Regions from separate parts of the Homo sapiens genome. Here region 1 is linked to region 2. A link is a loop called in an ENCODE intact Hi-C map of the cell type or tissue named here. Cell type or tissue: ovary. All regions are shown on one strand. Each heading gives the region's core, and the rest is flanking DNA. Links, peaks and the distances in the headings are about the cores only.

The links. Hi-C counts contacts between places; a loop is a spot of excess contacts. Peaks named below come from ENCODE experiments on the same cell type or tissue, not always from the same donor. Only the 100,000 strongest peaks of a DNase experiment are listed, where the experiment ranks them.
Region 1: it touches region 2 in a loop (2.8-fold over the local background); 33 of 110 quality-filtered maps call a loop at or near these places.

What each region holds. Positions count from the first base shown.
Region 1 is chr2:217,793,995-217,809,959 of GRCh38, forward strand. It overlaps TNS1 (tensin 1), which reads right to left. Exons shown (of 33, transcript NM_001387777.1): 30 at 15,829-15,965; 31 at 14,609-14,677; 32 at 14,081-14,113; 33 at 5,797-10,609. The coding sequence ends at 10,465. Among named protein-coding and RNA genes, the nearest start is that of DIRC3, 12 kb to the left of the region's middle. RefSeq lists enhancers at 2,296-2,796, 5,216-5,285, 5,316-5,365. In ovary, for the core only: no CTCF peak of the experiment used is centred there; DNase peaks (open chromatin) are centred at 3,767, 5,257, 7,397, 7,887 and 5 weaker places; H3K27ac peaks cover 5,471 bases.
Region 2 is chr2:217,879,508-217,895,472 of GRCh38, forward strand. It overlaps TNS1 (tensin 1), which reads right to left. Exons shown (of 33, transcript NM_001387777.1): 9 at 15,499-15,549; 10 at 13,932-14,054; 11 at 13,441-13,505; 12 at 11,455-11,538; 13 at 7,027-7,139; 14 at 6,537-6,597; 15 at 6,237-6,312; 16 at 5,528-5,657; 17 at 2,839-2,904; 18 at 1,391-1,507. Among named protein-coding and RNA genes, the nearest start is that of MIR6809, 13 kb to the right of the region's middle. RefSeq lists an enhancer at 10,959-11,253. In ovary, for the core only: a CTCF peak has its summit at 7,424 (motif pointing left); DNase peaks (open chromatin) are centred at 5,635, 7,404, 8,686 and 11,123.

The DNA of each region.
Region 1 (15,965 bases), core at 3,701-11,700, 86 kb before region 2:
GGCCAGAAATGATCTTTCAAACCCCATAAAAGCTGGAGCCATGGAGGCGGTTGTACCACCATCCCACACGCTGTGGTCTGGAGTCCAGAGCCGGCCAGATCAATATCATGTGAGAGGCTTTCTGCTCCAGCCTTTTCTGCTGCCAAGTGTCCCCAGAGGCCTAAGGAAATGGCGGAGAAGGCAAGAGCCACCAGAAAAGGAAAGGAAGCTCATGTTTCTCGATGCCCTGCAGGGCCAGCAGTAAGCTGAGCACCATGCTAGGTGCTGTGTGGTCATGCAGCCCTCCAGGATAGGTGTGACCCCATTTGACGGATAAGGAAACTTGGGCCCAGCCATGCCTATCCTCTTGGCTTGACCTGGATGAGGTGGTCTCCTGGCATGTGCCAGCAGCCATACCCAGGACAGAGCCTCGAAAGGGCCTTTTGCAGTCTCTGGGCCCAACATTTCCAGGTACAGGAGCTCACCCCTCCCAAAGCACCCCTTTCCATTTCAAGCATCTCCTCCCCGCTCTGGCCTCCCTGTGGCCCTCGTCTATTACATGGGGAGCCCAGAGAATGCTGACTGTTCCAGAGAGGAGGCCATCAAACATCGGAGGCCAGCATCCCATCTCAACCTCCCTGAAGCTCTTCTTCTCCAGGCCGAGGTCTCAGCTCCTTCAGGTGCTCCTTGAGGCCCTGACCCTTTTCTACCACACCCCAGCTTGCCCACATCCACATCCAGTGTGCACCAGGCCCCGCAGCTGATCTGATCTGCAGAGTTCATGGAGACATTCCCCTCCTTTGATCACGCCCTTCTGCTAACTAGTGTGGCAGGGGTCAGCTCACTGTGGGAGAAGCTCCCTGCCCCACTGATGACCCCATGACCCCTGGGACTGACTCATCAGTTAGCTGAACACCAGAATGCTTGGAGAGAAGGAGGTAGGAAAGCAGATGCCTGCATGGAGACGCAGCATATTCCGAGGGACTAGGTCTCTTGTGTACGTGTGTCTGTGTGTGTATGTATGGGCCTGTATGTCTGCATATCGTGTGTGTGTGCATCTGTGTGTCTCTGTGCATGTGTGTTCATGTGTGTGCATCTGTGTGTGCATGTGTATATGTGTGTCTGGTGTCTCTGTGTGTCCGTGTGTGTCTGCATGTCTTGTATGTGTGTGCATCTGTGTGTCTGTGTGCATGTGTTCATGTGTGTGTACATGTGTCTATGTGTGTGCCTGGGTATATGTGTGTCTGCGTGTCTCTGTGTGTCCATGTGTGAGTCTGCATGTTGTATGTGTGTGCATCTGTGTGTCTGCATGTGTGCTTGTGTGTGTGCATCTGTGTGTCTATGTGTGTGCATCTGTGTCTGTGGGCATGCGTTTGCACGTGTGTCTTTGTGTCTCTGTGTGCGCATGTGTGTCTGTGTCTCTGTGTGTACATATGTGTGTCTGCATGTCTTGTGTGTGTGCATCTGTGTGTCTGTGTGCATCTGTGTGGGCATGTGTATGCACGTGTGTCTGTGTGTCTCTGTGCACGTATGTGTGTCTGCATGTCTTGCGTGTGCTTCTGTGTGTGTGAGGGGATGTGTCTTTAGTCCTATACCTACTGTCAGTGTTTTTAGAATGGGCCATATCCTTCCCATGTTCTGACTGCTTGTAAATTACTAAGCACTAATAAATAGGCATTTTCACCAACTAACAGGGAAAATCCCAGTAAAACCAGTTTCTTAAAAGAGGACGGCAGACTTTCATTTCACCACCCCCACCACCCAGGAGGTATTGTGAAGCCTGTGGAGCTGAAATGAAGCAGCCTGCAAAGCCTCTTCCAGGCGTCCCCTCCCACCCAGCTCCGCAGGCCCTGGAGGTGAGTCCCATGAAGATATGGCCACGGCTCCTCCCCTCTTAGCCCACAGGATGCAGGAGGAGGGACATTTGAGGCCTGGAATTTTTAAAATACCAGTGGCCTCCACTCCAGATGGGAGGGGATGGCATCCTCCCACCCCAAAAAAGCGAGGCGGGATCTAAGCCAGTCCAGAGGGGACTTCTTCCCACTGTGACTTCCTCCGCTCCTCAGCTCCCCACCAGTCCAAGCACAGGTGCCCATGGGCCTACACACACACCCCTGATCTAGAAGAAGCCAATCTGAGGAGAGGGCTCCTAGTGGCTTTCAGCCTGGGCTGCACATAGAGTTGCCCAGGAGTGATTAAAATTCCCACTGCCTAGGCTGGACCTCAGACTGACCCACTCCGAATCTCTGGGGTGGGGCCCAGGCTTCAGCACTTTCCAGCAGAGCTTGAGGACAAGAGAGAGCCTGATAGCCGCCATCCCTCTGCCCCTCCTGTGCCCCCGTTGATGTTCCTGCCTCTTCCAAGGCTGGACTCTCTTCACACCCTGCACGCCTGGTGCAACCAGAGTTATCCTGCTCATCAGGACCAGCACTGGTCCCTACCTGGCCTCGGCCAGCCCCAGGCAGCAGAGATTCCAGAATCTCATCAATAAGGCAGGCCCCCAAGGTGAGGTCTAGGACTGCTTCTCTCCCATGGAGACCCAAACTGGGTCCTCACGTTTCAGGTGGTGTTGAGGCAGAGCCCGGGGCTGAGCATGTCAGCCTGGCCTAGTCCCAGCATGAGATACACACACAAGCAGCTCAAACTTCAGCACTTACGCAGATTTCCTGGGGATGTGGCTAACATGAAGATTCTGATCTGCAGGCCTAGGGTGAGGCCAAAGGTCCTGTCTTTCCTGTAAGCACCAAGTGATGTCGATGCCGATGGTACAGGGGCCACACTCTGCATAGAAAATGCAAAGGCGACTGGGAGCGGTGGCTCACGCCTGTAACCCCAGGACTTTAGGAGACTGAGACGGGTGGATCACCTGAGGTCTGGAGTTCGAGACCAGCCTGGCCAACGTGGTGAAACCCCATCTCTACTAAAAATACAAAAATTAGCCGGGAGTGGTGGCGTGTGCCTGTAATACCAGCTACTCAGAAGGCTGAGGCAAAAGAATCACTTGAACCCGGGAGGCGGAGGTTGCAGTGAACCGAGATCGCACCACTGCACTCCAGCCTCCTGGGTGACGGAGTGAGATTCTGTCTCGAAAGAAAAAAAGAAAAGAAAGAAAGAAAAGAAAAGAAAAAAAGAAAGAAAGAAAATGCAAAGGTCCTTTGGGTATTCTGTGTGATAATGTGTGTCAGAAGAGCTGCCCTTCCTCAACCAGAGCCCTCCACTGCTGCCCCATCCACTTCCTCCTCCTTGAGGCACCAAGAGCACAGCCACCTCACTGCTGAGTCCCCTGAAAGGCCAGCTGCATCAGCTCGGCTCACAGGCCGTAGCTTGTCTCTCTCATCAGACACTCCTCCCCTGTACCAGGCCCACCCCTGAGGTACCTACATCCCTCTGCAGCTGGCCAGTGTCAGGGGATGACCTCCTGACCTCCCCCATCACACACCCAGGAGCCCTGGTCCACACCCTGGGAAGCCAGCCTACAGTCTAGCCCGTGACCCCCTATCTGACCAGTGACATCAGTTTGGCTTCCCACTTGCCCATGGCTCATCAGAGTCTGTCTCTCCCCTCAGAAGCCAGCCCTGAGAGCAGAGAAAGAGGCAAGAGCTAGGAAGAGCCTGGCTGAGAAGTCAGCTCACCTGGGTTCGTAGCCTGGCTGGGCCACTTACCCCAACTCTGTGATTTTGAGTAAGTGTCTTCACCTCTTTGAACTCCAGTTTCTTCAACTGTGAAATGAGGACAAGGATAGCCCTTACCTCTCAGGTGCACGTGCGTGAGAAATGATACCCAAGTGCTTAGCACAGGCTCTCTGGCACGTAGCAGGTGTTGGCTGAGTGCCAGCCTTCACCGGTGGTGGTGATGCTGAGTACAAGTTCTGCCAGCTAGAAACTGTGTGACCTCTCAGAGCCTCGGTTTCCTTACTTGTCCCTGTGTATAACAGCGCCTACCTCATGGGTTTGTTGGGATGACTCAGCATGACGATACCTAACAGAGAGCAGGGTGCAAGACATGTTCAGTCTCCACCTTGGACAGGGTCTGAGTTTCCTGTGTCTTGTATCCCTCATAGCAACAGATTTCAAAGTATGATCCGGGGACCCCAGGGGTCCCTGAGACCCTTTCAGGAGTGTTGAGGTCAAAACCATTTTCATAATGCTATTAAGCCATTATTTGACTTTTTTTTGCTCATTTTCCCACAAGTATACAGTGTTTTCCAGAGGCCCATGATGGGTGATATTGCAACAGATTGTATGCAGAAGCTTATATAAGAATCCAGCTATCTCCTGCTAAGCCAGACATGATTAGGCCTTTAAAAACTGCAAAGCACATGGTGGCTCACGCCTGTTATCCCAGCACTTTGGGAGGCCAAGGAGAGAGGATTGCTTGAGCCCGGGAGTTCGAGACCAGCCTGAGCAGCATAGTGAAACCTCTTTTGTACAAAAAAAAAAATTAAAAAATTAGCCAGGTGTGGTGGCGCACACCTGTGGTCCCAGCTCCTTGGGGGCTGAGGTGGGAGGATCACTTGAACCCAGGAGGTGGAGGCTAGTCATAGCGAGCTATGATTGTGCCACTACACTCCAGCCTGGGCGACAGAGCAAGACCCCGTCTCAAAAATAATAATAATAATAATGCAAAGCAAAGTCACCTTCTCACCCAGTGCTTTTTGTTTTAGAAAATATTATTTCTCACAAAAATGCTCTCTATATTAACATGTGATGAATTTATCACTATGGAAGTGAATTAAGTATTTTTAATGTTCTCAGTTTTAATTTATACTATGGTAAAAGATCAAAAGATATAATCCTTCTAAACAAAAGCCCTTTGGGGTCCTGAATAATTTTAAGAATGTAAAGGAATCCCAAGACCCAAAAGCTTGAGAAGGCTGCCCACACGAGGACCGTGAGGGTCACTGAGGGGGCTCAGCACAAACCTGCTCAAATAAGCTGATCTGAGCCTCCTCCAGCCACATGGTGAGCTCAGTGGAGAGCTAGCACCACGTCACTGAGTATTTTGGATCTCCCAGAGACCCCTGTGCTGTGCTAGGCATGTCTCAATAGGTCCCACCCCCAAACTTTCTGAATTCCAAAGAATTTGCCCAGGAGCCCTGGGCCTAGTGCACGAGTGAACCACACATTTGCCACTTGATGGGCACAGGCCCCAATAGATGTTGCCTGACAACCCGTGTTCCCCCTGTCTCTGACAGACCTCACTCCTTCCGGGATCAACCACTTCCCCATTCTCAGTCCCCGTAGTTTCAGAAGGCTCCAGAGGCAGTTGCGTGACCCAGATCCGGATAGAATGATTGGTTTCGAGTTAATCATATGAGCCAGGCAGGATCCAGATCACAGCCAATGATCGCATGTCCCAGTTTCTTGCTGAGAACATTGGGAGAAAAGAGCCCCCCTTTCTCCTAGAGCTACCGAGCTGGTGGGATGGAAGCCCAGAGCATCTGGGGGCACCGCCACTCAGATACAGCTTACCTGAAAGTTAAGCCAACTCAGAACCAAGTGATGGGGATGAATTCCAGATTCTACCATTTGAGCCCTTAAATGCAGCTAGGCCTGGCCTTCTCAGTCACTCGGGCCAAGAAACTTATCTTTTTCTTAAACAAGTTTGAGTTGAGTTTCTCTTGCAGCTGAAAGAGTCCAAATGAATAAACACAGGGAACCAGAACCACCACGCAGATGGTGGGGAGGCCGCTGGGAGGATTTGAGCTGTCCACTAGAGGCATCGCTGAAGCCCACCTGGATCTCTGGAGAGGCCCCTTTTTGCCCACCAGAGACATGGCAGACCCCTGTCCGAACAACACAGATAGATAACGGCACAGAGTTTTCTTTAACTTTATCATTTATAAAGCCATACAATGCATTGCAAAGAAACAAAGCAGCTGTACAGGAGTGGGGACGCGTCAGTGTACAATACATTCATGTCCAGGATAAGGAGCATACACCAGGATTTATACACGGTGGCAGCGGCTATAGGCACGATGATACAAAATATAAAGTATATTTCCATCTATATAAATACACAGCTGGGGTGGGGAAGGATGCTGGGTGATCTTGTTTCCCCCGCAGAGGGCCTGGGAGGCAGGGAGGGTGGTGGGAAGGGATTTCTTACATTTGTTCTCAATGATGGGTCTGAAGGGAGGAGAGAAATGGGGAAACACAGCCTGCACACACTGATGTGCTCTCACACACACGCACAAACAAAACACAGACACAGGAGAGTTTCAAACAGCTTAACACTGATTGGAAAACAAGCTTGGGACATCCCTCTACAGTAACTCCACTGCTGGCAAGAGCCCAGGCGTGGGATATGAACAGAGGTCCTCCAACATTTTGGACATTTGAGGACAGAGGTGCCAAGAGGGACAGATCTGCCCGAGGCCCCCACCCTGCCCCTCTGGGTGAACCACTTCTCACCTGGGCTATCGCTGAGACTCCACCAATTGGTTGGCCTACAGGCCTCACCTCCCGACTCCCCTCACTGCTGGGCGACATTGAATTTGAAGTTCCATTGCCCAGCACCTCCAACCCCGACTCCCAAGTTCCCTAAAGAAATGAGCAAAACACACGCACACACATACATCCACACTTGCACATGCGCACACACGTCCTGTGTTACCACTGGCCAAGGAAACGCGAGTCTCAGGATTCCAGGGCCTGGACCTGGGGTAAAGGGCTGCTCTGGGACTCTGCCCCCCAACCTCTTGGAGGACCCCGAGTGTGGGGGCAGGATTGGGTGTCTGCCTTGACTCACAGGATCTCCCCAGGTCCTAAAGCTGAAAAAAAAAGTGGGAGAAGATCCAGGAGGCAGGGGTGGTGGACAAAAGTAGGAGTGAGACTAAAAAGTGGGAGTGAGACTAGATTTGATCACACTCACCACCCTTCTGTGCCCCCTGGACAGCATGCTCCCCTGGAGCCCCTGCACAGGCTCATCAGAACAAGGCAGAATCTCCTACTCACTAACCTCCTGAGAGCCGTTTATAGGGGGATCACACTTGTCCAGGAGGGCTGCCCCTCCTGCTTTCACACAACCACTGGCCCCACCATCCCTCTCCTGGCCAGTCTCAGAAGACCCAGGGATCCTCAAAAACCAGGGGAGAAGGAATCCTGGCCATTGGTGTCCACAGCTTTCAGAGCTACTGGAGGAGACGCTCAGATGACATGGGTCAAAGGCCTTTCCCAAACTTAGGATGTGATGTATCTGTCCCTTAAGCGCCTGGCTAAATAAGAGAGCCAGAACACCGTGATAGCAGGCTGATCAAACCGCTCACTTCCTCCCTGTTTTCCTTCGCAGGTCCCCTCTCCATTGTTTTCTCGCCCAATCCTTCCCTCTTGCTCCCTTTGGGAAAAAGCCACGTGGAGCTCACTGGGCCCCTCCCCCAGCTGAAGGGACATGACCCTCCTCTGCCCTCTTCCCTCCAGACACCCAGCTGGACAGCTGGTGGCAGCACGGGACTGAACCTGCTGGGGTCTGCGTCGCTGCGATGTCCATGACTCCCTGGCTCTTTGTTGCCCATCTTCTCCCAGACCCTTTCCCATCCCAGCCCATGTTCAAGGCCAGACAGCGCTCTCCTGGCTGACACACAGATTCAACAATAAACAACAGTAAAATAGATTCAGGGAGGGAGAAGACAGAAGAAGATAAACATTTACAAAATAATAATTAGTAAAAGTGCTTGCTTTTAAAGGAAATCTTTGGCAAGAATATACTGCAGTGCGGAGTGTTGTGTGTGCGTAGGTGTGTGCATGGGTGCACAGCCCGCCGTGACACAGAAGGGCTCTGGTGCAGGGCCCAGAGGTGGGGCCACTGTGGGGACTGGGGAACCCTTCCCCATCATTCGCCTTGAAAAGTCACACTCTCAGAAACTGACTCCTTCCGCAGGGATGCTGGGAGGGAGTTACCAGCTTTCTGGCATGAATGGGTCCTCCCGCAGGGGCACACATGGCTCAGGCTGGAGTGGAGGGGCTGGCCATGCATGCAAGGTGGGCTGTGGTGGGTGGTGAGGAAGGGAAAAGCGACCGTGAAAGCTGACCCCAGACTCAGTCCTGGGCCCCAGCCAGGCTGCTTGAAGGGTCTGATACACCGCCCAGCCTCAAGTGTGGACAGAACATCCATGCCAGGAATAGGCTCCTGGGCTCTCCAGTGGGAGATGAGATATTTACAAAGGAAGGGGATGGGAAATATCTCCTATCTTGGAAGATAATTGGGGTTTGCTAGGGAATGAGGAGAGGGGGAAACCCAGATATTTGGCTTGAATAACCCAGAAGGAAGAGCACTTTGGAGGGACTTTGGTCACCAGGCACAAGGTTTCACTCTGGGAAGCAGGGGGTGGCCAGTGGGGCCTCTGCCCCTGCTCTCCACCTTCTGCAGACACCCTCCTTTCCAACTCCCTGAAACAGAACGTCCACACTGACACAGCTCCTTGGAGGAGAAAAAATACAAAAGACACACACGCACCTATGTGTGCCATACACACCCATGTCCCCGCATGCTCACACACTCGCTCAGGCCTGCAGAGTCAGGGACAGCTCCCCACACATCCTGGGAGCTGACTGCTGGGCCCCTGGCTTGCTGAAAAGTAAGGGGGCCAAAGGCTGGGACATGTGCAACCCCTCCCAATGCTGAGCCCCACACAGTCTAGGGAAGGCCAAGGCCAGGGCAAGGAGACCCTGGCTGCTTCAAGAACAAAGGCCCCCTACACTTCAGGCTTTACTTACACATATAAAAAAGGATAGGAATTGGTTTATCCCCAAGGAAGGCAATAAAGCAATATGGAAAAACAATAAATACTTCTTGTCAATTTACCTATTCTTTTTTTAACCTTTTCTTACATTTTATTAGCTTACAGATTCTGTCAGTATGTCTCATGTATATATTATATAATATTTATATATCAGTACAATGCCTCTCTCTAGGGGACTCGCATAGGCTTAAGAATGGAGTCCTGGTGAATTTTCCATTCTGGCTTAGAGTCCTTAAATGGTGGTCAGGTGTTTTCCCAACTGTCCAGTGGACCTTAGGCCCTTTGGCCCAAGTGCAAGCCTTCTGCCCTCTGCTGCATGGGCAGCGTGGCTCAGCTAGGGAAACCAAGGCAGAAAGGGTGACAGTGAGGCTTTGGCATTGTAGGTAGGCGATGTGGTGTGCAGGCAGCAGGCCCAGGAGCTCTGCTGAGGTCAGAGGGTGCCTGCAAAAGCCAGACCCTAAAACACTTACAGAGGGGAGGATAAGGACTCCAGGTTTCTGGCCGGAGCCTCACTGAGCAGAAAGTAGGTTCCCCAGGGAGAATTCCAACACAGGGACCCTGCAGAATAGAACAGGGCTGGGCAGAGCAGCAAGACTCAATCCCCAGCCCCCAAAAAGGCATCATGCAGGTAAGCAGGTCTGAGATAAGGCTGGTCCAGGGGCATGAAACCCAATAACAAGGCTGAGAGGTGGGAGCTAAGGCAGAGTCCAGGGCCCCAGCAGGAGCAACTTGCCTTTCTTGCTGCTGAGCCACATGCCTTGGGGAAGACACCCCGAGCTCAACAGCTGCCTGTTCTGACAGATCTCTTCCTATGGATACACATATCTCTACCTCCTCAAACCAAAGCTCCAGGCTTCTGGCCAAGGCAGGACAGGGCGATGCCATTGCAGACCCTCCCACTCCTGCTGGGGTCTTTGTAGAAGAGAAGGGTCTGGCGGCACCCAGGGTCACTAGAGTGCAGGTGCAGGCACCAGGAGAGAGCCTCTGTCACCCATAGCTTGGTTGTTTGTCCCTCCCCTGCTGCACTGCCACCACCAACCCTAATCTTTGGACAGTATGCATGTGTGTCTACAAACACATGGGACAAGGACAAGCCGAGCTGTTTATAATTCGAGTGGATAAAGGCAGATCTAGATCAATGTGTGAGGATGTGGGTGCAGACACACACCCACACGACAATATAGTGGAGGCACAGCAAAGAGACCTGAGGTGCCTTGGGTCTGAGATACTTTCAAGCAAACAAGTTCTTCCACTTGATGTCCCACGGTGGCTCTGTTTGGTTTGACAACCTACCCCACAGGTGGCCAGAAAAAGATTCTCCCAGCTTGATTTCCCCTTGCAAAGCAGTTGAGTTAGGGAGACAGAGCTTTTCCATTCCCCCAAAAAATGTGGATTCCCAAGGAGGTTTGTTCCTTCTCTTTTGAGGACATCCATCTTCTTAGGGGAGGGAGGGGGTGTTAGGTGGACCTGGTTAGTTTTGGAGGCTTTGGGTTTTTGCAGTTTCCATCTACCCAGGGGAATCCAAGTTCTTCTCCTCCATCTTTCTCTCTCTCTCTCTCTCTCTCTCTCTCTCTCTTTTCCCCCTCCCCTCTGCAATTCACTTCCCTCTCCCCACGTTGCACTTTCTTCTCTCCTCCGAAATTGGCCCAAAGTCCTCCTTCTGGGTTCAAGAGTGGTCAGGATTCATGGGTCCCCTCCCCACAAGCCCCTTCCCCATGGCACTGGCCCTGGGCAAGGGGCAGGGTTCATCTCTTTTGGCCGGCATTCAGCATGACCTTGGAGACGAAGTTGACGATGGCAGAGGCCGGCTGGTTGGGGTCAAGCTCAGCAAAGAGGTGGCAGGCGTTGTCCGTGGTGCTGCCCTGCTTCCGGGCCACGAAGCCGAAGAGCCTGCAGGCGGGAGAGGGCAACGGGCATGAGGGAAGGGCAAGTGGAACCCCAGGAGGTGGACAGCAGCCCAGGTGAGCAAGCTGGTCTCAGGCCAACCTCTCTTCCCCATCCCTCCAGCAGGCCTCAGCATCAGGGACTCAGAGAGGTGCAGAAGAGAATCCTCTGTGCACTCCCCTGACCACAAGCCAAGTCCTAGAGACAGTGTCCCACCTTGTTTAAGGGTGGGCAGAAATCCCCTTTGAAGGGGTGCGAGGGGAGCTGCAGAGGATTGACAAGGCTGGATAGTGAGGGGTGGGGAGGAGACCAAAATAAAATGGGAACATTCCTAGACAGGCCTCTCCCCGCCCATCCCAGCCCTACCCCTACTGACTGTTCTTACACACAACACATATGCCAATCAGGAAAGTGCTGTCTGCCTGCAAACGGCTCAGCCTCCTCAGACACCACAAGGTCAGGGAGACAAAGGTCAAGTAGCTCACACCCCTCCACACACACACACTTATTCTTCCTGGGCTCAAGAACCTTGGAAGCCAGAAAATAAAAGGGAAGGTGGACCCCACACCCGTTCCCCACCCCCACCCGCAGGACTGGAGTGACCCAGCATTCTCTTCGCAAAACAGAGTTAAAAATATGAGGGCAGAGAACAGAATGTGAGCTCAGGTCCCCTCCCAGCCAGCATGTTGCTAATTAGAGCGAGATGGGGAAATGAGGACAGCTGGAGATTCCTATGAAAACCCCTCTCCCTACCGCAGGACCACGGCAGCTGAAGTTAGCAAAGGGGGATTCTGCTGGTCCCTGTGTGCCTGTGTGTACAAACCACCACACACATGCACCACACACATACACACCATCACACACACCACCACACACACCACACACACCACACACACACCACACACACCACCACACACACCACACACACCACACACACCACACACACCACCACACACCACACACACCACCACACACACCACACACACAACACACACCACCACACACCACACACACCACACACATACACACCATCACACCCACACACATCACACACACACAACACACATATCACCACACACATACACACCATCACACACATCACCACATGCATACACCACACACACACCACTGCACACACCACACATACCACCACACATACACACCACACACCACCACACACACATACACCACACACACACAAACCATGCATACATACATATACAGACCACACACATACACAACATATACACACCACACACAACACGCAAACACAACATATACACACACCACACACACACACACACACACACACATAATCCAGCATTTCCTACAGCTCTGCTCCTCCAGTCTTGTTTCAGGGGCCAGGAGCAACAGGGCCAAAGGCCTGGGGTAATGCCCAGGTGGTGGGGGAGCTGGGGTCCACAGGGCATCCCCCAGCACCTCCCTTTCCCAGCTGGCTCAGACCATGAGCAGGGGTGGGGGTGATCCTGGCAGAGGGAGGAAGCATGCCAGCCCTGGCTGCGGGTGTCTACCAGGATGGAGACCCGGCAACTGCACCTGACTGGAGCACCGAGCCTGCCCTCCCCTGATATTTCTTTCAGCTGTGGCTTCCAGGCTCCCGCAATAGCCCAGTCCTGTCATCTGCCACAAGGAATAGATCCAGGCAAGAAGCCTCAGCCCGCAAGGGCAGGAGGAAGCGCTTGCAAGATCCCAAGATCTAACATCTCCTTGAATTTTGCACATGAGATCCCTGGCTGGCCTCACCTCGTCCCTGTCATGATTCCCTGTTAGCCCACTGCCCTGCTTGGCCTCTCCCTGTGGCCTCTGCCCCACCCATCAAAGCTTCTTCAGCAGGAGGCTCAACTCAAAACCAGCTCCTGAAGGAGGAAAAGAGGGATTTCCAGGCTTGGGGGCCCAGTTCCCTTCTGTCCCTGACCTTCTTCCCTCGCAGGGCCCTGTGGTGAGTGAGCACAAGCCCCTTCAAACAGGAAGTTCCAGCCTGCTGCCTTGGCCAGCAGAGACACGGGAAATGCAGGAACTCAAAGCACTGATGACCCTATGAAGCCTGGACAAGGCTGAACCCCACCATCCCACATGGCCTCTCCTAAGCTACCATCACTGACCATGTGATAGACTAGTCAGTCCATTCATTCGGACTGAGGCATTCTCACTAGCCTCCTCCTGCCTCTGCTCTTCCAGCCTCCATTCTCTCATTTCTTCACTCAACAAATATATACCACCTCCCCATGTGTCAGACATGGCCCTTCCCTTGGGGAGCTTGCAGGCTGGTGGCCATGAGGCCCCTCCCCTGAAATAGCCCCTCCTACTCCCATTCTCATTTTGACCTGTCCAAATTGAACCTGTCTTTGAAGACCCGTCCTTAAATATCTGCTCTTTCCACCTCTCTGAGGTGCTGATGTGTTCTCCTGCATGAGCTCCCCAGACGTAAGCTGAACTCTCTTGCTGCCTCTCCCTCCCTTGCAACTGTCATTTTTTTAACACTGAACGTTTTGTTTTTCTAAAGCAACCTTATATGAAGTCTGCATATATAAAGGTGAAAGCAGTATTTTACAGCTATAAACAGCAATCCAAAAGCACGACATTTACCTATTATAAAGTCAATCAGTGAGGATAATAGGGCTGTTGGAATAATCCTGACAAAGTGAAAAGTAGATGACAGATCATGGTGATAGTCTCATGTCAGCTTCAGACCCCAGGTTATGCCTATATTTTGTTTGGTTTTGTGATTGTGAAAAAACCCTAGTTACTGCTGATAGACAACTGCAAGGAGCAGCAGAGCTTTCCCTCTCTTCTGTACATCAGGTACAATCCAAGGATGCTAGGATCCTTGGAATACAGTTTGAAAATCACAGAAGCATCTTAGTGCTATTTAGACATCTGTCTTATCTGCTGTGCCAATGGGCCTCCTGAGGGCAGGGTCAGAGACCCAGGCAGGATCTGAGTCCCTTGGAGGCCCCTAGGACATGTCTGCTGGATGGAGGAATCCACCCGAAGGTCCCAGGGCCATCCCCAGAATTCAGACTTTCTGGGCTCCCACATTCTGATAAGGCTGATTTGCTCGGCCACAAGACTCACAGGAAAGCCCACCAAAAAAGCAAGAGCAGAAATAAAGGCAGCTAGAATTGGGGCAGAAAAGATCATGTAAGCAATCTCTGACCCATTTCCATTGCTTCTAATAAGACTGTTTTCTGTCCACTTCCTGCCATCCCTGCTGCTTCTAACCCTGGGAGAGTGAAGGCAGCTGGACCAGACGCTGGGCCTCTGGCCTCGAGGCAGGACAAGGCAAAAGGCCTGGAAGCCTGGTCAAGCTTCACTCGGAAGCTGAGTGACCTTGGCACAAAGGTTTTTGCTGCTCTTTCCCTACCCCCAGCCCTGGTTTCTAAATGTGCCCCGTGCTTCCCTCACTGTGAAGTACAAAGGCCAGCCTGCTGGGCAGGGGTAAGAAGTCACACTTACTTAGCAGGGGCACCACCCTCTGTTTTCATCCACCTGTGGAGAGAAAGTGGGCTCAGGGTAAATCATCGTACTTTCTCCCTAGAGCCCAGCCCCACCCATGCCCAGACCCTCTGCAGGAAGGTCTGGGGAGAGGAGCTGCCCCCCATTCCCCCCTCATTCCCCCATTCCCCCATTCCCCAGGGACAGGAGCTGCCCAAGATCACACAGATGCATTCAAGGTCGAGAGAACACTGCAGCCTGCCTCCTGAGGGGCTCTCCCCATCATGGAGAGGAGAAGCAGATTCAAGGTCAGGGCATGGCAGAGGGGGTAGCAGTGGGCACTGAGTCCCTGGGAGGGTCTCCATATCTATAGTGGGAAAGACTCAAAAGATGCCCAACACGATTACTCACACATGGGCAGACCTTCCAGCTGAATGGAGAATGTATGCACATGCACACACACACACACACACATGCACATGCATGCACCCACACAGACGTCAGTGTTAGAAAGCTGTGTGGGAGAGAAGCTGTGTACAAGAGACTTACTTTCTTTCCTGTGGATCCAGGTCACAGAAGGTGACAGTGTTGAGAGGGTAGTGGCGTCTGAAAAAGAGCCTGCAGCACAGACATCAGATAAACAGAGAATGAGTGCTGAAGGGGCTGCTTTTCCCCTCCTTCCACCAGCAGGTCAGGCCACCTTTCCACCATCTGTGGCTATCGCAGGTCCACACAACTTCTCTCTTATGAGCAAGATGGCCTGAGCTGTTGACACTGGTGACCCAAGCAATGTACAGAGACAGATGTGCCATAGAATCATCCCAAATGCTAGGGGCTGGGGAAGGAAGAAACTGGCACTGAGGAATAGGAAATGTGGGGAGGGGCTGGAAGAAGAAGCAAAGAGGCCAGGGACACTGTTAGGAGAGAGTCCAAGTGGACGGGCTCTGCTCCTAGAAAGCAGGTCCTTTTTATCAGTTGTATTTACAGCCGTATACCCAATGCTGGCAAATTCTCATAGAAGGATGGATGAATGGGTGGATGGATAGATGAATGGAGATACAGATGGATGAAGGGAAAAACGGGTGGTAAGGGATAGATGAGGGATGAATAAATGCAGGGATGGAGGCATGGATGGATGGATGGATGGATGGATGGATGGATGCATGGATGGATGGATGGATGGATGGATGGATGGATGCATGGATGGATGGATGGATGGATGGATGCATGGATGGATGGATGGATAGGTGCATGGATGGATGCATGGATGGATGGATGGATGGATGGATGGATGCATGGATGGATGGATGGATGGATGGATGCATGGATGGATGGATGGATGGATGGATGGATGGATGGATGCATGGATGGATGGATGGATGGATGGATGGATGGATGGATGGATGCATGGATGGATGGATGGATGGATGGATGGATGCATGGATGGATGCATGGATGGATGGATGGATAGGTGCATGGATGGATGCATGGATGGATGGATGGATGGATGGATGGATGGATGGATAGGTGCATGGATGGATGGATGGATGGATGGATGGGTGCATGGATGGGTGCATGGATGGGTGCATGGATGGATGGATGGATAAGTAGCTGGGTAGATGGGAGGTAGATGCAAGATAGATGGATGAGAAGGTAGATGAGCAGTTGGGTGCAAGGAATCAATCAAGTGGTAAATGTGTGGGTACACGGATGAATAGATGAGTCACAGGAAGGAGAACCCCACCGAGGAGCAGGCAGGGGAGTCTTACTTTCTCTGGTTGTCAGTCAGAGTGATTCCCTGGGCAGAGACTTTGAAGTGAACGATGGTGGCAGCTGGCGTGGGGTCTGCAGCCAACGTCTCAGATGTGGCTTTAGAGATGGCCTGTGGCCCAGTGAGTGACTCCAT
Region 2 (15,965 bases), core at 4,079-12,078:
GGCCCCTGGGGGAGGAAAAGGGGTTGGGAACTGAGGCAGGTGTGAGGACAGGCCATCCACTTTTCAATGTTGCACGTAAAAAAATGTGCTCTCAGTGAGTCCCCAAATTCTAGTCCAACCACCCTCCCTCATCCCACTTCTCTCTGAAACCTTGTGCTCATTCTGGTGACCCCAAGGTCAGAGGAGAAATCTTTATTCAAGGAAAGGCCCAAAGATTTTCAGAGAGGAGTCATCAAATCCAAAACCTTGGGGAGGGAGACAGAAGACAGCGCCGTGTAGAGGAAAGAGGGCACAGGGAGGCCCCCAGGCCTACCTATCTCTAACCTAGCTCTGCCATGGGACCCAGGGGCCCCAGGATGGCACAGCCCCACCCAGGACTGGCTTCAGCTGGGAGGAGAAGCCAGACGCTGGGTGCTGGCATCCTTGAAAGGGCCATCCTGGGTCACGGGGGTAAATCAGGAGGTTCTGCCTCTGGGAAGGGTCTCAGTCACCCCAACTGAACACAGATGGGTGATGGGCTGGACCATCCTGAAGGTCCTCCCAGCTCCAACATTCTGCAGTCCTACGACCAACTCAAGAAAAGAAGCTTGTGGCCAAACCCCAGGCAGGGCATCTCAAGAGTTCCTGGGCTCTGGGCATGCTCACTTTCGGAGCCCGCCCCACGTCTCCTTACACATATGCAGATAGACCACATAAATAAATAGAATGCATGTAGAACTCTCAAGAGACGACCTGAGTTGCAGTGGACCATTTGACATAATGTTAGGTTTGTAGCTAAATTAAACATGTATTAATTTCAATTCTGCTGCTTTCTTTTCAAATTTCAGAGCCTATCAGTTTGTTCCCAGCTCTCAAACATTTTTGTTGGCTGTTGATGAAAGCTTGTAGGCCCTAGATCCTGTGCCTCTGTTCCTAGTACTCTGACCCCAGAGAACTCAGGCAGCAAGCCTGAAGAAACCCAACAGTGGGTTTAATACACATGTGACAAATGCTGTTTTTGCAGCACAGTGGGGGGTATCTCAAGCTCCACTCAAGGCCACATCCTCCAAGGAGCCTTCCCAGATCACTCCAGCTCTCAAAATCCCTCCCTGCCAATCCCAGAGAACTCACTGTCCACGGAACTTACTTGGCTGTAGCAACACACTTCCACGATAACCCCCTTGTGGCCATTTTGCTGCCTTCTTTGGCTCTGTCCTCACTTTTATTTAATACATTCATATATGTGCCTTATCTTCCCCCAGTTAACGGTGAGCTCTCGGAGGTACCTCACACTTCCCCTCTGCCTCCTCTCGAACCCAGATCTCTTGAAAGCAGGCCAAGAGAAGCAAGGTCATGTGAGCAGAGGCTGTGCAGTTTGGATAGGGGCTGGGAGCCACTAGGTCCCACCTACCCTCCATGCCGTCATCTCGATGCCCACTGAAGTTGTCGTAGGAGTCCCAGCGGATGAGGGGGTCGGAGGTGTTATAGTCCACAGACACGCTCGGCCCGTTCTCCAGGTGCTCCATGCCTAAGTGGGATGGGAAAGGCAGCGGCAGTCGGGGAGACAGTGCAGAGAGGGAAAAGAGATCAGCAGCTGGAAAAACAGAGAAAGCCCACAAGCTCCCCAAAAGAGGCTCCCTGAGGGACTTCTCATTTTCTTGAGCGTGGTGGGCGGGACCAGTGGCTTAAGCTGGACTGAGAACTGGGAGTCTAGTTTCTCACATTCTTGAAAAGGCTCATGCCGGGTCATAGGGGTAAATCAGGACAGGCACTGAAGAATGAAGACCCCCTGGAAGAAAGCGGGGAGGACCCCTGGCTGGGTACCTGCCTCTTTTTCTTCTGTGTCCCTGGGGCTCCTGAGGCAGTGCCAAGAGACTAGAAAGTCTGCCCCTGGGGTCAGACCCTGGGGGTGGGGGGCAGGCTGCTTATGAGCTACGTGGGATCAGGGACAGCAGGGAAATCACAGCCCCGACATTGAAAGGACATAAAGCCTCCAAAGGGTCATCCCAGGCATGGCCCTGCCCCCTCTTAAAACGCTCTCCGCTCCAGACAGAAACCTAGGGGGCACGGCAGAATCTCCCAGCCATCCACAGAAAACCCAGCTCAGCATTGGGACAAATACCTAATGCATGCAGAGCTTAAAAGTAGACGATGGGTTGACAGGTGCAGCAAACCACCATGGCACATATATGCCTATGTAACAAATCTGCACATTCAGCACGTGTATCCCAGAACTTAAGGTAAAATAAAAATAAATAAGTAAATTTTTAAAAACCTGGCTCAAAGACAGCATAGCTCCTAGTCAAGTCTGTCAGGGTGAGTTACCTTCCTGGCTTGGCAGTCCTTTCTTTAGTCTATCCAGAGTCCCTCTGCCCATAACCTAACTTCATCTCCTTTCATTCCATTCTCGAATAAGATGGTGAACAACTGGTCTCCACTTATAACCAGTATAGAGGCTTCAAGGTTATTATTAAACCAGCCTTCAGGTTGAATCACCTCAGTTCTCATAAATACACATCTTCTATCCAGCACCTTTGTGTGCCCCCTGCCCGCCAGCCACTCCCTCCATCTACCAAGGACCTCAGTCTCTGAATATAACAGGCTGATGACCTAATGGGACCAGAACAGTTTATCCAACCCAGTGCCTCTCTGTCTGCTTTTTTATTTTTATTATCCAGAGATTAAGTCACTGGTTCATGTTTAGCTAGGGGTCCACTCTGAAACCCAGATCCTTTACTGATGGCCTGCCTCTCAAAAATAACTTGATCACTGTGGAACAGACCAGGGGTGGAAGGGTGCTGGGGATAGGGTCAGGATAAAAGGAAGGAGTGAGAGAATGAATTCTAACTCGGCTTATACCTTGAATTTTCTCTGGCCCATAAGAAAATACAAACTCCACTTTGCCATACTCTGGAAATCGATCATCTGGAAAAAGAGAAGGAAAAATAAAAATAGGCAAAAAGTCCCAAAAAGGATTCCATAAAAAGTTTTCTTCTAGAAAAAATTAAAATACCATATATGTACATGGTTAATAATATAATAATAATCAATGTATATTTATACATATATACATGAAATTATATCTATACAATGAAATTAAATTTCCTGCCCACTCTAGCCCCTGTCCTACTTGCCTGAGGTAATGAGGTCACTGATTCTAACTATTTCTATTGCTTTTCTACTAGCAATTTACCTCTAAGACTCTAAATAATAGCCACTATTTTTATGCCACTATTTCTAGATCCCAATTTTATTTTATTTTATTTTATTTATTTTGAGATGGAGTCTCGCTCTGTCGCCCAGCCTGGAGTGCATATTTATATTTTTGAGACAGAATCTTGCTCTGTCACCCTAGATGGAGTACAGTGGTGCGATCACAGCTCACTGCAACCTCAATCTCCCAAGCCAAAGTGGTCCTCCTACCTCTGCCTCCAGAGTAACTGGGACTACAGGTGCAAGCCACCACGCCCGGCTCATTTTTGTATTTTTTATAGCGACGGAGTTTTGCTGTGTTGCTGAGGCTGGTCTCAAACTCCTGGGCTCAAGCAATCCACCGGCCTCAGCATCCCAAAGTGCTGGGTCTACAGGCGTGAGCCACCATACCCAGCCAGACATGAATTTTAAATAACCTCTATGGATTGACCACTATTAATATGAATAATTTGGTTCACTTATACTACTACCCCTACTTCCTGTCTTCTTAAATCTGATTAGATTATTGTTTTTATTTATGCTATTGATTATCTTTGAAACTTTAAATAAGATAGTTAAGCCTCTATTTCTTTTTCTCTTTTTAGAGACCAGGTCTCACTCTGTTGCCCAGGCCAAAGTGCAGCGGTGCAATCATAGCTCACTGCAGCCTTGAACTCCTGGGCTCAAGTGATCCTCCTGCCTCAGCCCCTGGAATAGCTGTGCTAACAGGCACATGCCACCATGCCCGGCTAATTTTTTTATTTTTTGTAGAGATGGGGTCTCACTATATTTACCAGGCTAGTCTTAAACTCCTGGCCTCAAGCAATCCTCCCGCCTTGGCCTCCCAAAGTGCTGGGATTACAGGCATGAGCCACCGTGCCTGGCCATGCCTCTATTTATTGATATGTCAATTTTCGATGGTATCTCCTGACTCCCACTACGTAAGAGGAGGAAATCTGTGACCCTTCCTTCTCTCAACTTCTGCCCAATCCCTTATTTATTTGATCAGCTATGCCTTTATTTTTCCTTGTTAAGACTGTTATCATTTACATTCTGTACTGTAATTATGATGGCATCTTCTGGCTCCAGTGCAAGGAGAGCTCATTAAAGAAACACCCTTCTACATGAGCCAGACCACACTAAGGAGATCTGGACCCTCCTCCAAGCCCCAGGTCCAGTCTTTCTCCGCCTGAGCCCACTCTGGACACAGATCACTGCCCACTGCATGTAGGAAAAGAAGTTACAGCAAGGATGGCATCTGCTCCATGGGACACCTATCATGCTTGTGCGTGTCTCCATCACTTCAGGCAACACTTCATAGTATCATGTTTGTGTGTCTCTCACTGAGGAAACTGTGAACTCCCTGAGGGTAGGGCCTGACTTCTTTCTGTTCATATCTATAGGGTCTAGCACATGCCCGACACATACAGACACACAAGTGATGCTTGGTGGGTGGGTGGGTGGGTGGGTGGATGGATGGATGGATGGATGGATGGATAGATGGATGGGTGGGCAGATGAATGAATATGTGGATGGATGGACAGATTAATGAAGGGATGGATTAATGGATGGATGAATGGGTGGGTGCATAGATGGATGGGTGGGTGGATGGATGGACAGATGGATGGACAGACGGATGGATGAATGGATGGATGGATGGATGGATGTGTGTAAGGATGGATTGGTGGATGGAGAGAGAGATGGGTAAATAAATGTGTATTTATATGTCCCAGGCATTAATGTGATATAGATAAAACTTCCAATGGATAAAAGAAAGAAGCAAAAGCAAACACCAAACCTTTCCCAACCACCTCTTCTCCTCTCAGAAAATGGTTCCCCCTTGCTGCTGCCACACCCCTCCACTACTGCTCTTCTGCCCTGCAGGGTAATTATCCCCTGCTAGTCTGCCTCCCAACTCAACAAGATTTTTGAGCTCCACCAAGGCAGAGACCATGCCATGTTTTACTTTGTATCCCCGGCACTTGGTACAGATCCTAGCCCAAAGCAGATGCCCAGTGAATGTTGAAAAAAAAAATGATTGTCAGTAGGACACATGTGACAAACTGGGAGGACAAGATGAAGGAGAGACAGGGAAAGTCATAGAAGGCTGCAAGATATAAAACAGCCCAAGGACTGGGAGGAGTTTATCTCCACTTCTACTAACAACTGGAATTCCCAGACCATCCAATCTCAACTCTCTCCCAAGTCTCTCTCAACTCTCTCCTACCATCACCCTGAGACTAGACAGACCACATGGTCCAGAAAAGATGGTCCCCATACCCACCATATCGTCTCAAACTGAGCTCCTCTCCCTGCCACAGGGGTGCCCACCCCCAGCTCCACTCAAGGAGCGCACCTTTGAAAGCATCATCAAGGTCCTCCTTCCCAAAGACAACCCCCAGGTCATGGATGGCACAGGTGTGGAACTGCACACGGAAGATGACGTCTCGGGCTGGGCTTCGGAACTTCTTGTGGTAGCACTTCAGCTGGGTGGGAAGACGGGCAGAACCAGTCAGGGGCCTGAGGCTGGGAGGTCAGGTCCCAGGGAGCCTCCTTATCAGCTCCGCTGACTGAGCCCCCAAGGCTCACCCCAAACCCGGTGAGGGAGAGCTCATCAACACCAAACAGGATCTCAGAGTTCTGTGGGGAAACTTCTAGAACAGCAGAGAATTGGAGGCCAGTCTTGGCCTCTGGGGACAAAAATGTCCTCCCAAGAAGTTTCTACATACAAGTCAGAGTGCAAAAAGTAAGATGGATTTAAATGGCAGCAGGAAGAACTGAAGCTAGAATTCAGAGAGTCCTTGTCACCAATAAGAAGCCAGGAGGTAACAGCTCACGCTGAGTGATATTTCCCTGGAGATGCTCCAGAACAACAGCTAAGCCCAGGGTGAGAGACACAGACTGTGTGAGACTGGAAGGTCTTCCAAGAGCCCTGAGAGCCTATGGTTCCAAGCCTGGCAGCCCAGGAGGAGTACCTGTCTTGTCCCAAGAGGCAGGAAAGGAGTAAGAAAAGAAGGGAGAGAAAATAAACAAGGATGGGGCTTGACACAGAGGACAGCACTCACCAAGATGTCTCCCTTCAAGAGCAGTCCTGGCTCGATGGTGATGCAGACGCTAGTCTGGCTGTCTCCTGGGATGTTGCTAAGGGAGAGAGGTGGGCAGAAAAAGAGTGGGCTGCTGGAGGGGAGATGAGGGAGGGGCATTTTCTCCCTGCTGCCCCTACGCCACAGGGTTAGTGGGAAACCTCTCTGACTCTGTCCTTTCAGCCCTCTTGAGAATATTCTCTCCTCTCCCCAACCTTCTGACCTGGTCCTTAGCCCTGGGCCTTGGGCTTCTCTGGCCTCTCACGCCCATGTAATACTTACTAGATGCCAGATGTGTACACAGGTTGCATGGCCTGGTAGATGCGGAGAAATGGCCGACATCCTGTAAAAGTGGGGTGGGTGTTAGCTAAGACAGCAGAAACTGGCAGGCAGGAGGGGCAGAGGAGACAGTGAAGGGAGAAAGAGAGAAAGGAAGGAAGAAATGGGGGAAGACGGGGTAGGAAGGGGAAGGAGGAAAAGAGGAAAGAGTAAAAGAGGAAGCAGAAAGGGGAAGAAATACCAACTTTTCACTTGTAAGGCAAATTAAATTAATAAAAACATTGCCCATCCAACATCATTGGCCAGCAGGCACTGCAAATAGATTGGTGCTTAGAAAAGTTTAGGAAGCAATACACTTGAGAGTCCAATGGAGGCCTTATGACTCTGCAGCTCTCGGGCTGTCTGTTACTACCCAAGGTTGCCTCTTAGAGAAGATGGAAGATGAAAGGGAGGAGTTGGCAAGGGTGGAGGTCAGAGGGCTCAAGGCAGGTACCTCCTTTAGACTCAAAGTTGGGGATGCCGTGCATGATCACGTGGTGCAGAAACAAGGGCTTGTTGTTCATTTTGATGGAGCCGGAGAGCAGGCCACTGAAGTAATGCACGTACCTGTAGTGGTGGGAGAAGCAGCTTCAGGGAGTGAGGTGGGTACTGGTGCAGTAATCCCTGTTCTCTCTTTTCCAAGAACATTGCCCTAGACCACTCACCTACTCTACCCTCTCCCCAACCAACATGGTCCCCCTCCCCAACCAGGCCTCCCTCCCAGACATGCTTGCCTGCTGCTGGGAGCCCTAGGTAGGAAGAGTGAGCAGGTATACCAGACCTAGAGCTGGGTCAAGTCAAGCATCCCACTTGGAGTTCGCCACCGCCCTCTGGTGGTCAACATGAATATCTCTTTCCTGCTTCACTCCCAGCCCGAGAATCTCCTGCTGGACCAAAATTTCCACCCCACATCCCTGACAGGCATCATTTAGCTGCACAAGGCAGGCCCAACCACCAAACAGCTCTGACGCCCTCACACCCCCACACAAAGCTCAAATCAAGCTTGCGCTCATACTCACAGCCCCAGTTCTGCCCACAGATCCAGTAGCCACAAGTGATAGTCTAGCAAATAGTGAGCAAGACTTTAATGAATGTAGTTCTTCACTTTCTCTACATCATACCAAAGTGCATTAAGTCCCTCTCTCTGTATCCTTGAGTTTACTTGGTATTCGAGGTAACTAGCTTCTAATAAGTATCTATCTCTAGGGTCAACTTCCCCCAATTTTTTTGTTTTGTTTTTGTTTTTGAGATGGAGTTTCACTCTTGTTGCCCAGGCTGGAGTGCAATGGCGCAATCTCGGCTCACCGCAACCTCTGCCTCCCGGGTTCAAGTGATTCTCCTGCCTCAGCCTCCTGAGTAGCTGGGATTACAGGCATGCGCCACCATGCCCGGCTAATTTTGTATTTTTAGTAGAGACAGGGTTTCTCCATGTTGGTCAGGCTGGTCTCAAACTCCCAACCTCAGGTGATCAGCCCGCCTCGGCCTCCCAAAGTGCTGGGATTACAGGTGTGAGCCACCGCACCCAGCCAACATCCCCTAGTTCTTTAACAAAGATCTGTTGGAAGAATGGAAGAACTAACCCACACCCTCTCCTTCTAGACAGAGAGGATAAATAAGGTCCAGGAGGGGTCACTGGACTCCAGAGACACACAGCAAGAACACACAAAGCTGGAAGTGGATGGGGAGAGCAGGAAAGAAGTCTGGGCTCCAACGCATCTGCCCAATAAACTAGAGATCGGTCATCTGCCCAATAGAGATCAGTCCTTCTGCGTCGATTGGTCGGCATTTTCCCTTTTCTGATTGGCCATGGAATGACAAGCTGAGTCAGCTAGACCAATCAGAATGTATTCTGAGGCTCTGCAGGAGCCAATAGTAGCTCTCTGAAGAGGGTGGAACTAGAGCCCACATGACCATGATAAGATCCCCTCCTGTCTCTTGGCTCCTTGGCCCACCTCCAAGCCTGTGGGCCTCTGTCCCTGGGTTTGGGTGGGGCCTCCTCGGACTACTCAAGTAAGATAATCTGATGGGCAGCACCCGATCCTATTCAGGCCCCTGCCCCATTACTCAAGCCGGAAACCTGGAATAGCGGTTCCTATCAGATCTCTGGATCGTGCCAACAGGATGTGTCTGTGTTCGAGGGACAATGAGTCCGGAGGCGGGTGACAATGAATGAGAGAGCTACAGGCAAAGCCCCTCCCTCTCTCTTTCCCTGCCCTCCTCTCCTCCATCTGCTCCATTCCCTGCAAGTGACACTGACAAGAAGGCAGGAGGGTGGCAATAAATGCATAGTAAACCCACAGTTGCACTTCCACATCTGGGCTCAGAGAGGTGACCCATCCACAAGCAGAGGCAGTGTCAGACAGGAGCCAGGCAGACACGCCCCAACTGCCTGCTATGCAAGCATATGTTGAACACGAGATGATATGGTTTGGCTGCATCCTCACCCAAATCTCATCTTGAGTTGTAGCTCCCATAATTCCCTCGTGTTGTGGGAGGGACCCAGTGAGAGATAATTGAATCATGGGAGTGGTTTCCCCCATTCTATTCTCGTGGTAGTGAATAATTCTCACAAGATCCGATGGTTTTGTAAGGGGAAACCCCTTTCCCTTGACCCTCTCTCTTCTCTTGTCTGTCACCATGTGAGATTTGCCTTTCACCTTCCGCCATGATTGTGAGACCTCCCCAGCCACGTGGAACTGTGAGTCCATTAAACCTCTTTCTTTTGTAAATTGCCCAGTCTTGGGTATGTCTTTATCAGCAGCATGAAAATGGACTAATACACCAGGGAATCCCTAAATAATCCTATTCCTGAGAGGTGACACTGATCCCTGGTCTTCAGGCCTTCACTACTCAGACTCAGAGATGTTACTCTCTACCCATTCTCTCCAAGCCACACTGTGCCATTGGAACAGCATGCTTCTCTCTTAGTATCCTTATCCTTCAAGGTCAAAGGCCACACCGTGATTACAGTCAGCAGACACACATGGCAAGCCAGAGGCTGACAAGGCAGTGCTTGACCAATCATTCTTTCTTCCCTGAGAAGACTCTCGTTGATCCACAGCTGCTGTCTCCAGGGCCCTAACCAGAATTTTCTGCACATAAAGACATCCCATTTCTGGTTGCTGACTCTGAGGCTGGCTATCAACTGTTTTGTGCAACTATAAGGTGCTGGGTTACCTGAGGACTCACTCACTTCTTGGGCTTCCAATTACAATGGCGGGAATAGCCCCCAGCTGGGACAGCACAGTTCTAGCCAGCCAAGCAAGGTGGGATGATGGGGCACGTGTTGGGACCCTCAGCATGATGAGGCTGGAGAGCTCCAGGACTCACAGCTCCAGGCCCTTGTTGGCCCAGTCAGTGTGCTCAGGGGCTAAAAAGGCAAATAGGATGCTTTGGCCTCCAGGCCCTTGTAGTCAGTGCTATTCCCTCATTCTGGATCCTTTATCCCGTGCGTTCACTTGGAGGCTTCCTTCTCCCCACCCAGATCTCATGTTACACGTCACCTTCTCAGAAGGCCCTTCCATTTGAATCAGCCCTCTTTCCAGCCCCATCACTCTCTAGCCATCATAGTTTGCCTTTTCTTTGCAGCTCTCATGACTATCTGAATTGTTTCCTTATATGTGTAACATCCACTAGAAGCTGAGCTCCATAAGCCCTTGCCTGGCGGATTCAGCACCATGTCACCAGTGTGCAGAATGGTGCTGACATCACGGCAGGTGGCAGGCCCACAACTCCCAGCAGCAAACAGAGCTGGGCCTGCGTCCCACCATCCAGGTCTCCAGTTTGGGCTTGGGTTTCCCACCATCCTGGCTGCAGCCTCCCCCAAAGACCTCCTGCCCCTGATGCTGCCTGTGCCTTCCTGTGCATGAGATGTCTTTGAGCAACATGTCACCCACGGAGCAGGATCCCTCAGGACAGTGGGTCACACAACCAGGAGGCACTGCCCTAGCCCAGGCATTACTAGGCCTTCACGTACTTTCCAGTTCTGCCACTACTCACTATAGACCATGGCCACGCCCCCTCCCTCGGCTCAGCTTCTAATCTGCAAAATGGGATGCCTAGATCATCACACGATAGCTCACCGTGATTCCAGTTTAGGCTCAAATTCACCCCCTCTAAGAGGTATTCCCTGACCATCCCTATTAAAAGAGCCCCGTTCCCCTATCAGTTCTCGTGTCTGCAGTGCCCTCTTTCCTTCCTAGCCTCATTGCTGTCTGACACTGTCTTGTTTGTATGGTTATTTGTTTCATGTCCATCTCTCTCATTAGGTATCAGCTCACCAAGGGAAAGGACTTTTTCCTGTTCACCCAGATATCTCAGTGCTTGGAGCCATAGTAGATGATTTAAATTTTGCTGAATGAATAAATCCATCCCTGCCCTGTTTCCTGCCTGGGCTATTGTGAGACTCCAATGAGACCATGTGGTTGAAAGCTCTCAGTAAAACTGTCTAAACTCTCCCAACAGAAGGTGACCCTTATCATGAGTGTCTGACCTCCCACAGCAGGGGGCAGTGATGCAGTCTCCCGTAGACTCATCCAAGCACTGAAGCAATCCTGCTTCCAGGGCCAAGAACAGCACATGCCTTCCTAGACCAGCGCCTTCTTATCCCCAGACTCATGCTTCCCCATGAAGGTTGCACTGCTCTCTAGCACAGGCCTCAGAGTCAAGTGCTGTGCCAATCTGCGGGCACACACCACAGGCTGGCTCCCGGGCTCTCCTGTGTGCCTGAGCTCACACCACTGCAGGCTGGCATCTGAAAACTTGCGCCTGGTACACCCCCACCTAGGCACAGCTATCCCATCCCTGTGAGTACACAAGTCTAGTCCCCACATAGAGTGAGTGCACACATACATGCAAGGGGCTGTGAGCCCCAGAGACCCACCTTCTTTGGGATGGCTGGCCAATGGGCACAATCTTATCCTCATAGAACCGCTTCATTGCAAACCGGTCCAGAGCCTGGTCCGCACTGCAGGGAGAGACAGGTGGTCAAAAGAGGCAACTCCTGCATCCAAGAGCCGCTTGTTTTCCCCACCCCTGCTCCCTCAGACCTGCAGAGCACTCTGGCCAAAGAGCACCTTTGTCCTGGAGGGAAGACAAGCCTCTTCCCCCTGCCATCCTGTGCCGAGAAGCTTTCAGGAAAAGAGTGTTTCAGCATCTCTCCAACTGTGCAGGGCCGCACTCAGCCCAGGCTTTAAAGTTCAGCAGCCTGGGAGCCCAGCTCAGGTCTACCACTTATGAGCCCCGTGTCCTGGTACAAGTTCCTGAATCTCTCTGAACTTCATTCTCCTCACCCATCAAATGAGGGTGATAATTGCCCCTTCCTCAAAGGTGACTATGGAGATGAAGTGAGGGAATATCCATAAAGAGCTTGGCACTCATGGCACACAGTAGGGGTACAGGAGTGCAGTAAAGGTGCAGCCTCATCTTTGCTTATCATTAAGCAAAGGTGAGACTGACTTGGGTTGCTCGAAGTCCTAAAACTACAGCCTCCTGGCAGGCCCTCCACAGAAGATTCTACCATCCTCACAGAGCACTCAGAGAAGTCACTTTGAAATGAAAAGATCACGAAGCTCCAGTGACTTCCCATCACTCTTAGAGCAAACCCCAAAGTCCTCAGTGAGGCCGCGAGGCCCCATGGCTCTGCCACCTCCCAGCTTCCCCTCCTCTTCCTCTTCCCTCACTTGCTCAGCTTCAAACACCTCAGCCCCTCGCATTCCCATCCTTCCTCTTCTCTCAGTGTGCAGGGCACATCCCACAGGCTTGATAAGGCTCAGCCCTTTCCATCCTGGTCACTCAGGTCTCTGTTCCAGTGTCACCTCATCAAGAGGCCTTCTCCAACCATGGACCTGCCTCGCCACTGCCCTTCTTGAGTCCCTTTACTCTTTCACGATAATTATCACCTGCTATTACTAATGTATTTGTTTATGTGTTTAATGCCCATGAGGGCAGTGGCCTGGCTTTGCCCTCTGCTGCATTCCCAGGACCTAGAACAGAGCCTGGCACATTGTCTGTTCAATATTTATTGTTTTTTTCTTTTTGAGACAGAGTCTCCCTGTCTCCCAGGCTGGAGTGCAGTGGCACCATCTTGGCTTACTGCAACCTCCCTGCCTCCCAGATTCAAGGGATTCTCCTGCCTCAGCCTCCTGAGTAGCTGGGATTACAGGCACCTGCCCCACCATGCCTGGCTAATTTTTGTATTTTTAGTAGAGACGGAGTTTCACCATGTTGGCCAGGCTGGTCTCGAACTTCTGACCTCAAGTGATCCACCTGCCTTGACCTCCCAAAGTGCTGGGATTACAGGCGTGAGCCACTGCGCCCAGCCATATTCCTTGTTGAGTGAATAACAAAACGAATGGGTGAATCCCTCTGCCTCTCTGCAGAGTGGGATTGGAAAGGGAGTCAGTGACTGGATGTTCTTTATTCTTGTTCCAAACACCTAGGTAGGAAGAGGGCCCTGTTGTCCAGAGGCAGAGGAATAGATGAGACAACTTCTAGACTGTTTTGCCAGACCCAGATCTGATCCGACATTTCTTTCTGACTCCCTTCCTGCTGGCCCAGGGAAAAAGAAGGCAGTTTGGCAAGGAAAAGTGGCTCCGAGGAGCTGGCCGCATGGGTTGCTCAGGACAGGGCCTGCCTCCCAAGGCTGCCCCACCAGAACCCCTGATAGAGAAGTGGACTCTCCTCCCTCCCGCCCTCTGTCCACAGGCTCCTGCCTCAGAGCCAGGGGCCCCTTCCCCCGTCCTCATCGCTTCTCATTCCCTCTGTGCGTATCCCCTCACTCCAGGGAGCAGAGAGGCTGTGGGTGGATGAGAGGAGGGGGGTCACACTGTCGATGTTCAGAGGATGGGAGGCTCCAGGCCCCTCTTACCTGGCAGAAATGTTGCTGTAGTGCATGTAAGCCGCGATGACAACTCCTATCCTGCCTCGGTTTCCCTGAAAGAGCCCCAAACACAAAATCATTTATTTCTAAGGCCAGCCTTGCTGCCCCAGAGCTTATCTAGAAGCCTTGGTGGAAAAGAGTCAGGGCTGGAGAGAGGGGTGTGGATTTAAGGGAGAACATAAGGAGGAAGGGGGCCTCAGGGGAGGGAGGCAGGTGGGGACTAAGTCTCAGAAAAAACACAGCTGATCATCCACTGCCGTGGACATAAGCTGATGTCCCCTACACTTCTTAGAAGTGCCGCCCAAGACAGAACCTATTATCCCCTAGAAAGAAAAATACACACAGACTTATATGCTCGCAAAATCCAAAGATATAGGCAGGTACACACAATCATCCAAGGACACATTCAGGCACACACACATGTGCGCATGTGCGCGCGCGCACACACACACACACACACACACACACACAGCTCTGACCTTGTTGTGTAGAACAACGACATTGTGAGGGTCTGCATTGAGCCATGTGTCCATGGCCTTACAGATGCTGCAGATCTTCTCCAGGGCTGGGGTGTGGAGGTCGGGCCAGCCAAATTCCAGTACCTGTGGCCCAAGCCATGAGTGAGAAGAGGGCAGAAGCCCTGCAGAGCCAAACAAGCCAGCGGGAGCCACCTACGCCACGTGCCAGTACCTGGGCAGTGGCCCGCAGCTGCTGGTTCCTGCCAGGACTTGGTTCCTCCCTGCCCACTGGCCAGCGAGGAGGCAGGGGAGTGAAGGGCAAAGGCCATGCATGACCCAGTACTGGGGACCCTGGTCCCGGGTCTTGGCCCTGGCACTGACTCACTGTGGGGCCTTAGGCCTCAGGTCCTCTTCCAGCCTCAATTTCCCCATATGTGTGTTAAAAAAACAAACAAAAAGAAAGGCTTGGAGCTGATGACCCCAAGGTCCCTACCATAGGACTGACCTCCAACATGCTGAGGGGCCCCAAGCACTGTCCTCAAGCTCTTCTCCTACGGACAGCCCTGAGGCCTGGCTCAGGCTGCGAGAGGAAAAAGCAAAAGGCTGCCTGATGTTCATGACTCTTTTCTAGGCCCTGGTCACACAAACCATCCACTTTCCAGGCCAGCCAAGAGCAGCCTTAAGGACACAAAGGGCAGACCTGAACAGCAGGCTTCGGGCCTCTCAAAATCTTTCTAGACTCACCAACTTTAAAGTAAAAGAGAACTCTGCAAGGACCCATAGAGCACACCTAATCCAGCCAGGCCACTTTCAGAGGGGCACACTGAGGCCCAGAGAAGTCCATCACCCACCCAGGATCACACAACAGCATGTACCAAACTCTCAGAGCTAGGAGCAGATGCCCATGGCAAAGCCCACACACAGCCCCCGAGCAAACAGAATAAAAAGCAGCAACAGGTCCAGACGCGCTGGCCCATGCCTGTAATCCCAGCACTTTGGGAGGCCAAGGTGGGCAGATCACTTGAGGCCAGGAGTTTGAAACCAGGCTGGCCAACACGGCGAAACCCCATCTCTACTAAAAATACAAAAATTAGCCAGGCATGGTAGCACGTGCCTGTAGTCCCAGCTACTCGGAAGGCTGAGGCAGGAGAATCACTTGAACCCAGGAAGTGGAGGTTGTAGTGAGCTGAGATCACGCCACTGCACTCCAGCCTGGGCGACAGAGGGGGACTGCATCTCAAAAAAACAAACAAACAAACAAAAAAACCGGCAGCTGGAAGGTCGAAAGCAGCGGCTCCCAACTGCTTTAAATCCAAAAACTAAACATCTCACAACTCCAGCCTCACCCAAGTGATTCTGTGTACTCCCCAGCAGGCAGACCTGGGTGGAAAGTCACTGCCCCAAGCTTTGCTTTCTGTAATTGGCATTGTGGAAATGATAAGTAGATCATTTTCCATTTTCCAGATATAAGTCGGCACTCTGACAAACTGTCACAGCATTTTCCCCAAGATTATTATGTGGGAACTCCAGAGAGGGAGTCCATCTGTTCTCCTTCTCCTCCCCTACCCCAAAACAGCCCCTGGCTCACCTTGGCATGGAGCTTCGTGATGTCAGGTCTCCGCTCAGAGAGGTTGAACAGCTAGAAGGAGCAAAAGGAAGAGAGCATGAGGAGGTGAGGGTGAGGAGGGCGGCGAGGAGAGAGAGAACCATGGCCTGCTGGTCCCAGAAAGGACCGTGGCATCATTGCCAACTTCCTCTGAAGAGCCCACGACAGCATCCAGCAGAGCGTCAATGTCCTCTCACGGCCAGGGGCCTGGCCACGGAACAGCCATGAGCTCCCTGGACCTCCTGTGCCTGCTCTCGCTCTCTCTCCCCGATAGGAATTCTATCCATACGTGAACATGCAGGTGAGTCCCAGCAGACACACCGTCACGAAGAGGAACTCAACTGTAGGTCCTCAGGATGAAAAGGGAGAGAGAGAGAGATGTAGACACTCAGCCACCCTGTTCCGTGAGCGGATGTCCCGAATGGAAGACGAGAAGGGGATGGAACTTG